Linked DNA regions of Homo sapiens: region 2 is linked to region 1. A link is a loop called in an ENCODE intact Hi-C map of the cell type or tissue named here. Cell type or tissue: heart left ventricle. All regions are shown on one strand. Each heading gives the region's core, and the rest is flanking DNA. Links, peaks and the distances in the headings are about the cores only. Region 1 overlaps C16orf87 (chromosome 16 open reading frame 87). Region 2 holds the start of MYLK3 (myosin light chain kinase 3).

Region 1 (8,702 bases), core at 137-8,136:
GTAAATAATTAAAGTTTCAGATAAGGAACATGGAAGATGGAGGAGAAGGAAGTCATCAACGACTTTAACAATGACAATTATTTATTCAAGAAAATTTTTCCAACCTGAAGGACATTGAGTTTCTTTGTTAAAAGGGCCTACAAATTCCCAGTCTAAAAAGAGAAATGATGGTTAAAAAGAGAAATTATACCAGAGTTCGTCATCATATCTCATATCTTTGGTTAAATAAAATTTTTCAGGTTTTCAGAAAAAAGAAAAGCAAAATGATATTGGAACTAATACAATGCAATATTGCCCAGCAAAGAACAAACTACTGATATATGACTAGCATCAATGAATTTCAAAAACATGTTGAGCAAAATAAGCTAGGCACAAAAGAGTACATACTATATATGATGCCATTTATATGAAGTTTAGGAACAGACAGAATGATTCTGTGGTAATAGAAATCAGAACAGTGGTTGCTTGTAGGTGTAGAGAGGGATTGGCTGGAAAGAAGCATGAGGAATTTCTGGAGGAAATTTGTTATATGTTGATTGTGACATGGGTTACATGTTTGTATATGTTTGTCAGAACTCCTCCAGTTGAACACATAAAAGATCTGTGTATTCACTATATGTAAATTTATCATTGATTTTAAAAATAACTATAAAAAAGGTATTGGTTTTCTCAACAATGGCACCAGTAGTCAGAAGACAGTTTACTGCCTTCACAGTTCTAAGCGGAAACCTACAAGTCTATACTCAATCAAACTATGAATTAATGTGAAGGTAGACTAAAGATATTTTCTGACATTCAGGGTCTCAAAAAATTTGCTACCAATACTGCCTTTCTCAGGAAGCCCCTACAAGTTACCTGCTACCAAAATGAAGAAATAAACCAAGAAAGGATCTTTGGATTCAAGACAAAGGTGGGTCCACCCAACTCTAGAGATGAGAGTCTCCAGCATGATGCTGATGAAAGAGCACAAGATGATAATTTTGCAGTAGGCCTAGAGAGCAATCATTTCATACTGGAGCAGGTTGGAAGACTTGGAGCGATTTCTTCAAGAAGATAAAAATGATAAAATACCTGATACGTGTAAACATCCTGAAAAACAATTTATACAACTAGGAAAGACATTGGGTTGAGTTAGAAATGAAAACTAAGCAAGTAAAAAGAGAATCACTTCAGGGAAAACAATGTAAAGGAAAAGTGAAAAATCACTTACCATAGGCATAATAATGTAATCACTGAAAACTGATGTTACTAAAGTTGTGATTTAATTATAGTGAGAAGATGAGGGATGGGCAGAGTGTTTATTGGGGCAAGAGATGCAAAACAGTGTAACCCTTATTTTCCCTGGTGGAAAGTGAATCAGTAATGCCTAAAACCCTGAAGTAGCATCTTGTACAAATGTTACTTAGAGATTTGTTTTTGTAAAAGCAAAAAGGAACAACTGAAAAAAAAAGTCACAAAAAAAGTAGTTGCATTTGGAGAGTGGAAAATGTGTATGGGGCAAAGGACTTCTGTTTTTTTTTTTTAACAAGTTTTATAAAAATGATTTGATTGTAAATTATATGCATTTAACTTTGATTAGACTGTCAAAACAAAATAAACAAAAATAGAATCAGGGGATCCTGAAAAAGTAACTTGGAAGAATATACACCAAGATGTTAATTGTGATTTTTGCTGACTCATGAGATTACGAGTGATTTTTATTTTCTTTTTCAAATTTTCTGTGAACTTGGATTACATTTGTAATCGAGAGGGGAAAAATAAAAATAAATGTCATTTCCTGTATAAGAAGATGAAGATGAATATGTTAATGTATTCATAAAGTCACCATTGATGTTCAGAAGGGGACCATCTCTCAGAGTGAATTTCGTCTAGCAGAGAAAATTCATTTTGATTGAGACAGTGAGGAGATAGAAATGTATGAGATTCTTAGAAAAATTATGTAGCTGTTAGAGTGCCTGTGTATAGAAATAAATATTGTCTTCATTTAATCTTCATTTCAGTAACTCCTTTGTATAATTTAAAAAACTTTTTAGTTCAGTAGCATAGTAACATTTAATGTATATTGTAGTATTATATATAATACTGTCATTTAAAGAAATACTTGAAAGCTTTAAAAAATTTAAATTTACTGCATCTACTGCCTTTATATTAAACTTTCCCTTTTTCTTTTAACAGAGAAACAGGAAAAGGAAATTGACATCTATGCTAACCTGTCTGATGAAAAGGCTTTCGTGTTTTCAGTCGCCTTGGCAGAAATAAATAGAAAAATTATCAATCAAAGACTTATTCTCTGATACTTGTTTGCAAAATCTGCTGAAACTTCTGTCAGGATAACATCAGCAAATTCTCAAACAGTTATGGACTCTCAGGAGCATTCTGACTGCATCAATAAGGGCCATCGATTGTTTCTTTCTCGCCTGTCGTTTAGCCTGTGCCACACTTCGGGAGCAAAGCTGTGTAGGCTTGGACTGTTCTGGGATTTCCTTGTTTACCAAGGAGTATTGTCAGTGTTTTGTGTTTGGGATATAAGTAAGTGTATTTGCCAACAACAAAAAAAAACCAACAAAAATGCTGGATGGATGTTAAAGGATAAAAAGTGATGGGGTATGGGGTAGGTATGAAAACTAGGGTAATAAGATGCTTGATTGTTTTCAGGTTTGCCACCAGAGATGCAATATTTTAAATACTGTCAGAAAGAGTGATTTTTAAAAATATATATTTCAGATTTTCAGTGCTAACAGATTGCATATATACAGTTCATTTACTTTTATTAAATTGGCAATCGATATTTTATTGAATGGGGAATTAAGAATATAAACTGTAAATTTTGTCTTAAATTGATTTTTTTTCTTGGCCTTTATTTTTATTACTTAAGGTATGAGTTATATTTTAGGAGATACTTTCTAGACAGTTTGAAGTTTGGGTGCTATATGAAGAAAAACATTTAATGATATACTCAGATATAAACACCTTGTTTTCTTGAATGTAATTTATTTATTAGCTAAAAAAAAAAAACAAACTGCTCTCAAGATGGTGCCTGTTAACCTAAACATGAAATATATTTATTACATGCAAAATATTTCTTAGCCACTTTTAAGCAGTAATGTTTTATCTGAATGGATATTTGTTTCTATATCCTGATAATTATTTAAATTGTTACTTTCAATCTGGAAGAAAAAATAAACCTTAATATTGAAACTAAGTAGATTAAATAGTGTGATAAAAGTTTTTTGTTCTGGTGAAGTTTGTGAAATATATTTAAATTCTTAATTTTTCTAGTGTTAAGTCATAATCGTTTATAGTTGATTTATATTAAATGCTTTTGCATTTTGGCATATCAATTTAATGATTAACATATTCAAACTTGGTAATCACTCCCCTTATTTTCAGTCGCTCTTCCCCCAATCTGTTTAGAAATCCTTTTAAAGCCTTCTTACAGAAGATAGTCATCAGTTAGATTTAGCCCCCTTTTAAGAGAATCTCCCTTTCAATTTTAGCCGTAACATTATCAATTTCAGACTTCATCCTGCATCTCCCATCACCTCCTCAAAGAAAAAAGGTCAACATTTTTTCCTACTTTATTTAAATGGTAACCAGCAGAGGGAGCTTAAGAGGTACTCTAGATAGGATAAAGAATTTTCCTAAGGATTCCTTTTCCTTTAATCCCTGTATCTATCTGCAGGTACTACTGCAACTATTTTGTATGCATTTTATTTATTTATTTAGGAGACAGAGTCTTGCTCGGTCGCCCAGGCTGGAGTGCAGTGGCACTGTCTCAGCTCACTGCAACCTCTGCCTCCTGGGTTCAAGTGATTCTTATGCCTCAGCCTCCTGAGTAGCTGTGACTAGAGGCGTGCGCCACCACGCCTGGCTGTTTTTTTTTTTGTATTTTTTAGTACAGATGGGGTCTCAGCATGTTGGCCAGGCTGGTCTCAAATTCCTGGCCTTAGGTGATCTGCCCGCCTTGGCCTCCCAAAGTGCTGGGATTACAGGCATGAGCCACTGCACTCAGCCTTGTGTGCGTTTTAGAGTCTTAACTAGTAGTTTCCCCAATAATGTAATGTGATTTTATCTTTGAAACATACTGTAAGGAAACTTTTGATTTTAAGTAAAAAAGCTTAAAAATGATTAATATCTAAAAATGCTTGTATACATATATATGTCCTCAGAAAAAGCAAGAACAGCTTGTGGAATAAGCACGTCTTTAAGGAATTATCGATGTCAGAGTCTATCCATTTAAAGCTGAAGACCATTACAGGAAAGTCATGTTAAAATATTCATTGGATATGGTAAAGGAGGTACTGGTGGCTGGGCTGGAGCTTGCCGTATAGAAAAGTAATTACTTCAGATCTCATAATGTTAAATTATTGGCTTATTTAAAAATTTCCGTGGCAGAGAGGCAAATTAGGTTTCCTCTGTGACATAACCTATTTAACCAATTTTTCAAAAAATTGTACTCTATGAGCTTTCTTGTTATAAAGCTAAAAAATTTAATTTGTCTAGGCATGTTGTAATGGTCCCAGAAAATATTACTTTGTCACTGGTGTCAGAGAAACCTCTGTCATCAGCAGATGTCCTAAGAGTATAATTATAGTTCTTTACTTAATCCAAAATTTGTTCTGCTCTGATATCTATAAATGATATGATTATTCAAAATACCTTGAAATGATTCCACAATTAGATTAGGTCTGTTGAAGATAACTTATTCTTAAATATGAGTAAGATTAAATAAAAGTAGTTTGAGAGTTGTTACTCCCTGCCTCAACTCCATGGTATTCCAAAATGTTTTTGTGGGCACTTTAATACTTGTAGTTTGATTTTGTTTGTTAGTTTTAGAAATGAACATTTCTTAGATTTTCATGGGTATTTTTTGGCTGTATTTAAATGTAAATGATATAAAAGTAAGGGAAATTGTGCAAATTATTTCTTGTGTAGTAATCAGTGGAAGTGATCAAACAGCTTGAAGCAGTTTATGATGAGAAAATTTAAAATTGCAAATGACCTGAAAATTTAGCCAGTCTATTCTTATTTCTTTAAATTTCAGAAATACTTAAGAAAAAAAAAAAAAAGGTCAGTATGACCTCTGAGTTGCTTCCTAAAAGTAATCAGATAGTGTTCTCCCTCAGATAAGATTTCAAATTGAAAAGTATTTGACTTCTTTAACTCTAGTAATTGCACTTGATTCTCTAATTCTGATCATTAAAATGACTTGGCAATATTTAATTTTGGCTTGCCTTTCAATCTGCATGTTTGTCTTAAATTTAGAAAAATTAAGCTCTTTACTTACTTTTATATAAAGTATTAATTGGCCAGGCATGGTGGCTTACACCTGTAATCCCAACACTTTGGGAGGCCAAGGCAGGAGAGTTGTTTGAAGCCAGGAGTTTGAGACCAGCCTGGGCAACATGATGAGACCGCGTCTCTACAAAAAGTAAAATTAGCTGGGTGTGGTGCTTCCAGCTACTAGGCAGCTGAGGCTAAAGGATCACTTGAGCCCAGGAGTTCGAGGCTGCAGTGAGTGATGATCTTGCCACTGCACTCCAGCCTGGGAGGCAGAGCAAGAAACACCCTGTGTGAAAAAAGTATTGAATTTGTTTGATTCCACTTTCAAAATATGCTCTAGATACAGGTAGTCATTCTGCCAAATTGTGTTCTTCTCTAAAACATTTTGTCCGTCATTCTTTGAAACTCATTCTTAATTATTTCCACTTTACCTTCTAGTTTGGTTTGATGCCTTATATTCTTGCTAGTTAAAAGCATTTTTTCCCTAGTATTTTCTGTCTTTCTAGCCTTTAAGGCATATTGTTGTTAACAAATCTCTTATTTAAGTTAATTAAAGTTTTTTCTGTGCAGCTGGGTTTTTTCTTTTACTACATGACAAGCTTCATTTTTACATTTGGAAGTACATGTATATATGTTTATATATTTTTATTCTCAGGATCTATTTTCTAGGGAACTATTTTTTTAAATTATTCTTTTGTGCTGCCTTAACCCATTTATTATAGTTTGAATATTAGTAGTACTTACTACTCAAAGATTACAACTATACTAATAACTATCCTAACATACAAAGCAGACTCTCCAGGATTAAAAGTATGAGACATATAACAGAGTCTGGAATAGAATAATTCTTTTTACCCCAGTCAAGTATTTGCCTTTTGCATTATTAAGGAATCTGTTTTGTTCTTTTATTGATAATTTCTATATTTTTTTCTTTGCCTTATTGCACTGGTTGGGACTTTTTGCCTTGATCCAGTTGTAGGGGGGAAACATTCAGTCATTAAGCATTAAATAACTTTGTTGTTGTTGTGGGCTTGAAAAAATACCCTTTAGTAGATTGAGGGTAGACTCTTTTATTTCTGCTTGTTGGAAGTTTTCTGTCAGGAACAGATGTTGAATTTTGTCAGATGCTTTTTCTGCATAATTGATAGGACCTTTTTTCTCCCCTTTAGAATGTTCATATGGTGAAACATACTGATAGCTTTTCTTTTCTTTTTTTTTTGACACGGAGTCTCACTCTGTCACCCAGGCTGGAGTGCAATGGTGCGATCTTGGCTCACTGCACCCTCTGCCTCTTGGGTTCAAGCTTCCCTCACCAGCCTCCCAAGTACCTGGGTATACAGGTGTGCATCACCATGCCCGGCTAATTTTTGAATTTTTAGTAGAGATAGGTTTTTACCATGTTGGCCAGGCTGGTCTTCAACTCCTGACTCAGCCTCCCAAAGTGTTGGGATTACAGTCTCGCTCTGTCGCCCAGGCTGGAGGGCAGTGGTGTGATCTTGGCTCAATGCAACCTTGCAACCTCTGCCTCCCGAGTTCAAGCGATTCTCCTGCCTTAGCCTCCTGAGTAGCTGGAATTACAGGCGCACGCCACTACACCCAGCTTCTTTTTGTATTTTTAGTAGAGATGGAGTTTCACCATGTTGGCCAAGCTGGTCTCGAACTCCTGAGCTCCGGTGATCCACCCGCCTTTACAGGCATGAGCCACCGTGCCCGGCTGCATTTCTCTTTTGTAAGAACCTGCTCTGGTTTATTGATATTTTGCTGTTTTTCTGTTTTAAGTTTCATTAATTTCTGATCTTTAGTATTTTCTCCTTTCTTTGCTTTGGGCTTATTTGCTCCCTTTTCTAGCTTATTGTGGCGGAAGCTCAGATCATTGATTTTAAAATTTACTTATTTATTTATTTATTTATTTAATTCAACACTGATCAGAAGGCTTTTTGTGCTTTTCTAAAAAAAGCATTTAATGCTATAAATTTCCCATTTGCTTTATCTCACAAATTTTATTGTGTTGTAATTTTGTGTTCAATTTAGAATATTCTGATTTTTCTTGGTATTACTATAATTTTCAAATATTTAGAGTTTTTTTCAGTTATCTTTCTGTTACTGATTGTAATTTATTGTTTTTTAAAATTATAGTTCTTTGAATAGTTTTGCAGTATTTGCTCTAGGGATTACTATAAACATACTTCACTTTTTACAGTTCACTTAGAAGTCAATATTTTACCAGTTCAAGTGGAATGTAGAAAAATCTTACCACTGTTTACATTCCTTTACCCTCTCCCCTTTATGTTATAATTTTCTTATAAATCATAAGACTTGGCTGGGCACAGTGGCTCACCTGTAATCCCAGGACTGGGAGGCCGAGGCGAGCAGATTGCTTAAGTCCAGGAGTTCGAGACCAGCCTGGACAATGTGGTGAAACCCCAACTCTACAAAAAATACACAAAATTAGCTAGGCGTGGTAGCATGTTCCTGTAGTCCCAGCTACTCAGGAGGCTGAAGTGGGAGGATTACTTGAGCCCAGGAGGCAGAGGTTGCAGTGAGCCAAGATCACTCCACTCCACTCCAGCCTGAGTGACAGAGCTAGACACTGTGTCTCAAAAAATAAAAATAAAAAATAAGACTCATCAGATAATGTATTTTTTCCTTACAACTATCATAGATATTTTTAAGAACCCAAGAGGAAAACAGTCTATCACATTTACCACAATATTTATCATTTGTATTAATCTTCCTTAATTCTTGATGTTCCAAGTTTACATAGGTATCAGTCCTTTTCATCTGGAAAATTTCTTTTAGTGCAGGTCTGTTGACATTTAATTCTCTTATTTTTTCTTCATCTGAGAATGTCTTTATTTTGCCTTAATTCATGAAAGATATTTTTGCTGGATATAAACTACTGTGTTGACAGTTCTTTCAGCCTCCATGGTTTCTGATGAGAAATGTGCAGCCATTAAAGTAATATTTCCCCTGTATGAAACATGTTATTTTTCTCTGAGTATTTTCAGGAATCTTTGTCTTTGGTTTTTATTGGTTTGATTATGATGTGCCCGGGTGTTTGAATTTATTCTCTTTGGGATTTGTTGAGCTTAAATGTGTAAGTTTATGCCTTTCATCAGATTATGTAAAGTTTTAAACCATTCAGATATTTTCTGCTCTACTTTCTCCTCCCTCTTAGGCTCCAGTGATGCAAGTGTTAGACTCTTTGGTATTATCTCACAGATCTCAGAACCTCTGTTCATTTATTTTATTTTAATAAATCATTTCAGTTAACAAAATCATATATTGTATGCAGCATGATGTTTCAATATGTATGTTCACATTGTAGGATGTCTAAAGTAAAGATAATGAACATATGCATTATCATGTATACTTACCATTTTTTTTGTGGCTGCAACAATTCTCTTGGCAATTTTCAA
Region 2 (8,702 bases), core at 462-8,461, 53 kb after region 1:
TTAATACCTGGGTGACGACATTTAAAAAAATTAAAAATTAGCTGGGTGTGGGGGCATGCACCTGTAATCCCAGTTATGCAGGAGGCTGATGCTGGAGGATCGCTTGAGCCTAGGAGTTCCAGTTGCAGTGAGCTGTGGTTGTGCCATTGCACTCCAGCCTGGGCAACAGATCGAGACCATATCTTAGAAAAAAACAAAGTAAAATAAAATGAGGGTGTTGAAATCTCTCTCACCCCATGATCCCCGAGACTGTTAGGTCACCAGAAGGCCAGGGAAGGGTCTTGGGGCCTGGTGCGTGCTGGCCCCACCCTAGGGTGAATAGAGGTCAGCCTGTCTTTTTCCGCGAGAGGATCCGCTGCCCTGTCCTTACCCAGGAAAGACAAGGGGTTATTGTATTTGCTGCTCTGTCAATCCAGTTCAGCTACCTCTTCTCTGGTCTTCTTTCTCTTGGCTTGGGGGGTCAATGCCTCCCCATCCTCTGGGCAAGCACCATCACCCAAAAACTGGCCAAGCCCCCTGCTGTGTCCTGTGCATCAGGGAGAGTTAGAGAGAAGCATCCCCGCAGGAAATCCATGTGCTCCAAACTCATTTCTCCTAAAGTGAGAATGAAAGAGGTTAAAGCTGGTCCTTCTGGCTACTCCTTTCCACCACAGAGGCCCCAGGAACTGCCTGCAATATGTTCTAGGCTTTCTCCCAGAGGGCCCCGGAGCTCCCTGGAGCTCCCTTCCCGGATTGTCAGGGTTTCCTGCCCTGTGCTCACTTTGAGGCCTCCTCCTTCCACAGAAGTCTCAGGACGGTCTGCTCAGCCGCCTGCTGCCTCCTCCTTAGCTCATTCCTCCATGTTGAACACCTGCCATGTACCAGGCGGCTGGTGCCTCCGGGAATCCAGGCCAAGCCCAAGAGGCTTGGTCTGCCCTCAGGGAGCTTCCAGCCGCAGCCACCTTCTTAGCAAATGAGCTACCTTGTAAACTTGTTGCTTAATGAAGACATGACAAATCCTTTTGTAATTTAATTCTTTTTTTTTTCTTTTTTGAGACAGAGTCTTGCTCTGTCACCCAGGCTGGAGTGCAGTGGCACCATCTCAGTTCACTGCAACCTCTGTCTCCCAGGTTCAAGTGATTCTCCTCAGCCTCCTGAGTAACTGGGATCACAGGTGCTCACCATCATGTCCTGCTAATTTTTGTATTTTTAGTAGAGATGGGGTTTCATCATGTTGACCAGGCTGGTCTCAAACTCCTGGCCTCAAGTGATTCGCCTGCCTTGGCCTCCCAAAGTGCTGGGATTACAGGTATGAGCCACCACGCCCGGCCTCAGATAATTCATGTTTGTTATAGATACATGGCTGGGGTATTTGGTGTTTTCCTCTGGATTCATTTAGACTTTGAAGTTATCTTTCTGGCTTTATTTATTTATTTGTTTTATTTATTATTATTTTTATTATTTTTGAGACAGAGTTTCACTCTTGTTGCCCAGGCTGGAGTGCAATGGCGTGATCTCAGCTCACTGCAATCTCCGTCTCCTGGGTTCAAGAGATTCTCCTGCCTCAGCCTCCCAAGTAGCTGGGATTACAGGCATGCACTACCACACCCGGCTAATTTTTTGTGTTTTTTTAGTAGAGATGGGATTTCACCATGTTAGCCAGGCTGGTCTCGAAATCCTGACCTCAGGTGATCCACCTGCCTCGGCCTCCCAAAGTGCTGGGATTACAGGCATGAGCCACCACAACCGGCCTATATATTTATTTTTGAGACACAGTCTTGCTCTGTCACCAGGCTGGAGGGCAGTGGCGCAATCTTGGCTCACTGCAACCTCTGCCTTACCAGTTCAAGCAATTCTCCTGCCTCAGCCTCCCAAGTAGCTGGGATTATAGGTGCACGCCATCATGCCCAGCAAATTTTTGTATTTTCAGTAGAGACGGTGTTTCACCATGTTGGCCAGGATGGTCTCAATCTCTTGACCTCGTGATCCATTTGCTTTGGCCTCCCAAAGTGCTGGGATTATAGGCGTGAGCCACTGCACCCGGCCCTTTCCGGCTTTATTAACCCAGGACTTGCCTGGTTGCTGGTTCTCCAGAGATCTCCACAGCAGTGGCAATAATAAAGTCTCTCCTCCAGAGACCAGGGTCTGCCTCTCTTGTCTGGTGGGAATTTTATTCCACAAAAATTATGGGCACCAGCTGGGGAGAGGCACAGGGGCTGGGTGTGTTAGACTTCTGAGACTTCTCTAAGCAGCCATTTCCCAAAGGTTGGCCCAGGGAGCCCCGATCTGCAGGGAAGTGCTAAGTGTGAAGTGTCAGGAGAGCCCCCTGCCCTGGTCGGGTGGGGGAGTCTTCTGTGGCAGATGAGGTCCTCCTGAGGTGCACGGTGAATCCCCAGAGGGACTGGAACACAGGGTTACCCCTCAAATTTCCTTTTCCAGGGAGACTTTGTTTATTTGTGTGTTTGTTTTCAGTGGCGGTGAATATAACAGACCCTGCTCTTTCTAGCATGTTCTGGGTCATTCCACCAATGACACCCAGGGCTGTGCTCTCAGGAATGGGTTTGGATTTCTCTGTGGGCTGCCCAGGGGCAACTATCGGGATAGAAGGGTAGGTAGAGAAGGTTGTGGTCAAGCTGCATTTGCATAGCAAGCTCACTGCATTGATAGGTTAATGGTCTAACATAGCAAAACCTCTAATGGTGCTTTCGTGTATTTATTTATTTTGAAGACAGGGTCTCGTTCTGTTGGCCAGGCTGGAGTGTAGTGGCAGGATCAGAGCTCGCTGCAGCCTCAAGCAATCCTCCCGCCTTAGCCTCCTGAGTAGCTAGGTCCACAGGTGCGTGCCACCACGCCTGGCTTATTTTTTGTAGAGACCAGGTCTCGCCATGTTGCCCAGGCTGGTTTCGAACACCTGGACACAAGCAATCCGCCTGCCAAAGTGCTGGGATTACAGATGTGAGCCACTGCATCCGGCCCTAATAGTGCTTTTAGATTCCAAATGTCCAGGTCAGTTTTTATCATAATTGCTTTTATTCAGAAGGGGGAAGCTTGAGGGGGACACTAAAGCCCCCTCCCTTGGGGGCAGCCCTGCCCATGGCTGGACCATCCTCAGGAGGCCGTGTGCCTGCCTGGGCCACCTTGGGCAAATGCCCCTCTCTGGGCTTTGCCCTCTGCCCACGGGGAGCTGGATGGAAATGGTGTAGGTCAGACTGCTCCGTGGCGTCCTTGGGACTTTAAGGGGCTCCCTGTGCCCCACCTCGGGGGTAACCTTAGCATCTCTGCTTGTGTCTGCTTTATTGACTGATACTTCTGTAAAACGTTTTATTTGAACCAAGGGCTTATAAGGCAAAAACGTTTGTAAACCACAGGAAACACAGGCCTGTTGTGCTCTGGGTCCCTGCTAGTCTGTTTCAGTATGGAAATTGCATGTCTGATACCTGCATAGTTGTTATTGGGGGAGCAGGTGTCTCTGGTGAGTGTCCCCCTGAGGGCCCTGTGAAGAACATGGCCCTCGGGACAGCGCTTGGCAGGTGGCCAGGGCCATTGCCCTCAGTTCTATTTTTAGGTACAAGGGACTAGTCACTGAGGGCTCCGGTGGGGAGGGACCTGCCGGCCACCCCACAGACAGTCTAAACACATGTTCTGAACGCTGGTGTAGTAGGGGCACCTGAAGTTTGTTTTAAATTTGCAGAAGCATCAAAATTTTCATCATGGCAGAAGTCACAACTTTGCTGAGTGGTCTCACATTCCTTTCTGTCTTGGTCTTGCTTTTTATTGTGACTCTGATGTGTGTGGCCTCAGGGCTCTGGGCCTCTAAGGACCTTCCTCCGCCCTGGGATCCCTCCTGGAGCCCAGCTGGCAGGTGCCGTTCTCCAAAGGACCCTTTCCTTTCCTCCGAACCATTAGTTGCATGAACCCTGCTGGCTCTGGGCAGATTCTTAACATATTTGCCCATCAGCAGCCTCTCAGAGAGGAATGTTAAATGCTGCCGTGATGTCAAAGGGGCCCCAAGGAGAAGGGCCTGGGCTGACCTCGGCCTGTCACTCACAGGCCCGTGTAGGGTGGGAGATAAGCAAAGCAAAGGCACAGGAAGAACCTGGGCCTCTGCGCTCCTCACACAGCCCAGGCCATCGTGGAGGTTGGTGCTGCCAGGAGTCTGTCAGCTACGGAGGACAATGACCTTGCAGACACCACCGCCTGAGTGAGAACCAGGGGTCTGTGCCTCTCCTCATTCCCCGCTCTTGCCCTTGTCAAGCCTGCACCAGCATGTCAGGAACCTCCAAGGAGAGTCTGGGGCATGGGGGGCTGCCAGGGTTGGGCAAGACCTGCTTAACAACCATGGACACAAAGCTGAACATGCTGAACGAGAAGGTGGACCAGCTCCTGCACTTCCAAGAAGATGTCACAGAGAAGTTGCAGAGCATGTGCCGAGACATGGGCCACCTGGAGCGGGGCCTGCACAGGCTGGAGGCCTCCCGGGCACCGGGCCCGGGCGGGGCTGATGGGGTTCCCCACATTGACACCCAGGCTGGGTGGCCCGAGGTCCTGGAGCTGGTGAGGGCCATGCAGCAGGATGCGGCCCAGCACGGTGCCAGGCTGGAGGCCCTCTTCAGGATGGTGGCTGCGGTGGACAGGGCCATCGCTTTGGTGGGGGCCACGTTCCAGAAATCAAAGGTGGCGGATTTCCTCATGCAGGGGCGTGTGCCCTGGAGGAGAGGCAGCCCAGGTGACAGCCCTGAGGAGGTTGGTTCCTGCTTCCCTGCCCTGGCTGGATGGGAGGCCCCGGCCCTGGTGGGAGACTGGCCAGGCAGCCAGTGTTTGGAGAGCTGGAGGCATGGTGTCCCCTTCCTGTGTGACCTGTTGATGGGGAAAAGGAGAGCTGGAAACTTACAGGTCATAGGTGGATTTCCAGTCCGGACACTGCCTGCCATTCTCCCCAGGGAAGGGAAGAAGCGGGGCTCTGGCCAGGACTGCAGGGTCTTGGCAGCTCCAGGGAACCTAGCTGTGGGGGACACGCTGGCGGTTTGGGAGGGAGGACCACCACACTTCTCTGACACCCCCGTGACTGCCCTTCTGCTCCTTCACACATGGGGTGGGACAGGCAGGAGTGGCCAGTTTGTCCTGATGGAGCCCTGCTCAGAAACCCACCCGCCACCTCCTGTCCCCAACCTTGAGCTTAGCTCCAGAGGGAGTGGAGAGTGCAGCTGCCTGTGGGGAGACGAGTGTTGACAGTGACCCAGGGGGACAGCAGGCAGGAGCCGGAGCCTGGGGGTGGAGGGTGGCATTCCTGGGAGCGGCTGTTCCTAAGAGTTGCATAATCAATCCTGCAGGCTAATGGAAGCTTGGCTGCTGGGAGAAGGATATGGGGGGTGAGGTCTGTAGAGGGAACACCCTGTTTGGGGACAGCTAGGGGTCAGCCACTTAGCAACACTCAGACAACCTGGAGCCACCATTTCAGACCCCTGCAGTGACTCACCAGCCTCTGGCAAGAGATGAGCTGGGGTCAGAGGGGTCCGTGCTTGACTCTGTGTCGGCTGCCTGCCGAGGACAGGAGCATGCCTCCCCTCCCCGCACCAGGCCAGAGCTCCCCTGCTGCCCCTTCCCCTCCCTGCCCTGCAGCTCCTTCAGAGCTGCCCCTCTCCCTAGCCCCCGCTGTCTGCACCGTGCCTTTTCTGAGGACTTGGCCTGCAGGGCAGTGTGACCCTAACAAAGCCCGGCTTTAAAAAATAAAATTATGCTGGGTGCAGTGGCTGATGCCTGTAATCCTAGTGCTTTGGGAGGCCGAGGTGGGAGGATTGCTTGAGGCCAAGAGTTTGAGACCAGCCTAGGCAACATAGGAAGACCCCGTCTCTACAAAAAATAAATAAATAAATTTACCAGGCATTGTGGCACAAACCTGTAGTCCTAGCTACTCGGGAGGCTAAGGTGGGAGAATTGTTTGAGTCCTGGAAATGGAGGCTTCGGTGAGCTATGTTTGTGCCAGTGCACTCCAGCCTGGGCCACAGAGTGAGGCCCTGTCTCTTAAAAAAAATAAAGAAATTTAATTTAATTATAGTCAGCCCTCCATATTTGTGGGTTCTACATCTGCAGATTCAATCAAATCTCGGATCAAAATGTACTTAGTCCTATGATGGTGTGTCCGTACTGAGCATGTACAGGTTTTTCTTTCTTGTCATTATTCTCTAAATAATAATACAGTTGTTATACAATAGTATAACAACTTCTCATATAGCATCTACATTTTATTAGGTATTATAAGTAATCTAGAGGTGATTTAAAGTGTATGGGAGGGTGTGTGTAGGTTACATGCAAATACCATGACATTTTATATCAGGGACTTGAGCAGCCATAGATTTTGCTGTGGAGGGGGCCCGGGAACCAATCCCTGGCACATACAGAGTCACGACTGTAAATAATAAAATAGATCTAATCAATAGCTTTAACAAAATTAATATGCACATAGTAAAAAAAATCATGTAGAGTAAAGAGCATACATCTCCTTCCTATTCCATCCCCCAGGCCCCAGAACACCAATACCCTGGCCCCCTAGGCAAGCGTGGATTCTGAGTTCCTTTGAATCCTTCCAGATAGAGGCTGTGTCTACAAGCCTCTATCTGGAGCACCCTTTTGTTTGGTATCCACAGCACCCTTTTGTTTTGTTTTGTTTTTCCCACAATCTGTAGCACCAGAACTGCTTTGTTGTTTTTGTTTGTTTTTGAGACGGAGCTTCACTCTGTCACCCCTGGAGTTCAATGGCGCGATCTCGACTGACTGCAATCTCCACCTCCTGGGTTCAAGCGATTCTCCTGTCTCAGCCTCCTGAATAGCTGGGATTACAGACGCCCTCCACCATGCCCGGCTAATTTTTTTGTATTTTTAGTAGAGATGGGGTTTCACCATGTTGGCCAGGCTGGTCTTGAGCTCCTGACCTCAAGTGATCTGCCTGCTTTGGCCTCCCAAAGTGCTGGGATTACAGGTGTGAGTTACCGCTCCTGGCAGAATTGTTTTATTTTAATTCAAATGTTATTCACATTGTCCTGGCCCCGATTTCTAATTTTTTACTTAATATATTTTGGGCATTGATTGATGTTCATATCGTTATGAATATATCTGGGTACTCCCTTTGGGGGCTGTGTCTTCAGTTGTTAACCAGCCCAGATCCTCGTTTGTTTCTGTTGTTTCTTATTTTTAGCAACTATAAATAAAGATGCAGTGAATATCCATAGATGTATGTCACTGAACACAAGTGTGAGTTTATCTGCATGTTACACTCCTGGCAGTGGAAATACCAAGCCAAATGGTAAATTTATACAGATAAAGGCAAGTCAGCCTTCAAAGAAGTTACTCCAAATCAGTCTCCTACCATCAAGGTGTGGGAATGCTTTTGATTCTTTGCCTTTCTGGTGAATGAAAACGGGAAATTATTGTGCATGTTTTTTTTTTTCTCTTTTCCCCACCCACTTCCCCCTTCAGATTATTTTAAGGAAATCTGAGATGTTGGATCATTTCTTTCATAAATGTTTTAGCATTTATAGCAAAAAGATAAGGGCTCTTTTAAAAAACATAATCTTGATACTATCATCACACCTAAAAAAGTGAATAACTTTGTTTATTTATTTTTATTTAGAGACAGGGTCTTACTACATTGCCCAGGCTGGTCTTGAACTCCTGGGCTCAAGCAATCCTCCTGCCTCAGCCTCCCGAAGTGTTGGGATTATAGGCACGAGCCACTGCACTGGGCCAAATGATAACTTTTTAGTGTTACTGAAGTTCAGTGTTCAAATTTCCCTGATTATCTTATACTTTAAAAATATTTTAGGCTGGGCGAGGTGGCTCAAGCCTGTAATCCCAGCACTTTGGGAGGCCGAGGTGGGGGGATCACCTGAGGTCAGGAGTTCGAGACCAGCCTGGCCAACATGCTGAAACCCTGTCTTTAATAGAAATACAAAAATTAGCTGGGCATGGTGGCGCATACCTGTAATGCCAGCTACTTGGGAGGCTGAGGCAGGAGAATTGCTTGAACCCAGGAGGTTGGAGGTTGCAGTGAGCCAAGATTGCACCACCATACTGCAGCCTGGGCAATAAGAGCAAAAACACCATCTTAAAAAAAAAAAAAAAAAAAAAAAAAAGCTGGGTGTGGTGGCTCACGCCTGTAATTCCAGCATTTTGGGAGGCCAAGGTGGGCAGATCACGAGGTCAGGAGTTCGAGACTAGTCTGGCCAATATGGTGAAACCCCCGTCTCTACTAAAAATACAAAAATTAGCCGGGCATGGTGGCGTGCACTTGTAGTCCTAGCTACCCGGGAGGCTGAGGCAGAAGAATCACTTGAACCCGGGAGGCGGAGGTTGCAGTGAGCCAAGACTGCACCACTGCACTCCAGCCTGGGTGACAGCGAGACTCCATCTCACAAAAATAAAATAAAATAAAATTTACAGTTTATTTGTATCAGACCCAGATAAGACAATTATTTATATGTCTCTTAAAGCTAACCTTTTGAACTTATGAAAAAATTTTAGGTTTTTATTATGGAAAATTTCAAATATAACCAAAGCTAGTTTTGGTTTATGTCTCATAGTTTTGATTTATATTTATTTTACTAGAGGACTGAACATCACTCACAGGTTTGAAACCTTTTGTATTTTCTGTGAACTGCCTGCTCATATCTTTTCCCCCTCTTTCCTATTTTGTTTTTTTGCCTTTTTCTTATTGATTTGTAAGAGCA

Evidence for each region. Peaks named below come from ENCODE experiments on the same cell type or tissue, not always from the same donor. Only the 100,000 strongest peaks of a DNase experiment are listed, where the experiment ranks them.
Region 2: a loop joins it to region 1, with 13 times the contacts of the local background. A loop is called at or near these places in 8 of 110 quality-filtered maps.

Annotation. Positions count from the first base shown.
Region 1 is chr16:46,796,544-46,805,245 of GRCh38, reverse strand. It overlaps C16orf87 (chromosome 16 open reading frame 87), which reads left to right. Exons shown (of 4, transcript NM_001001436.4): 4 at 2,176-8,643. The coding sequence ends at 2,294. Among named protein-coding and RNA genes, the nearest start is that of C16orf87, 30 kb to the left of the region's middle. In heart left ventricle, for the core only: a CTCF peak has its summit at 3,605 (motif pointing right); no DNase peak of the experiment used is centred there.
Region 2 is chr16:46,743,737-46,752,438 of GRCh38, reverse strand. MYLK3 (myosin light chain kinase 3) reads left to right here and starts at 4,095. Exons shown (of 13, transcript NM_182493.3): 1 at 4,095-4,722. The coding sequence starts at 4,246. RefSeq lists an enhancer at 4,309-5,158. In heart left ventricle, for the core only: no CTCF peak of the experiment used is centred there; DNase peaks (open chromatin) are centred at 3,518, 4,068, 5,243 and 5,488; H3K4me3 peaks cover 4,362 bases; H3K27ac peaks cover 6,415 bases.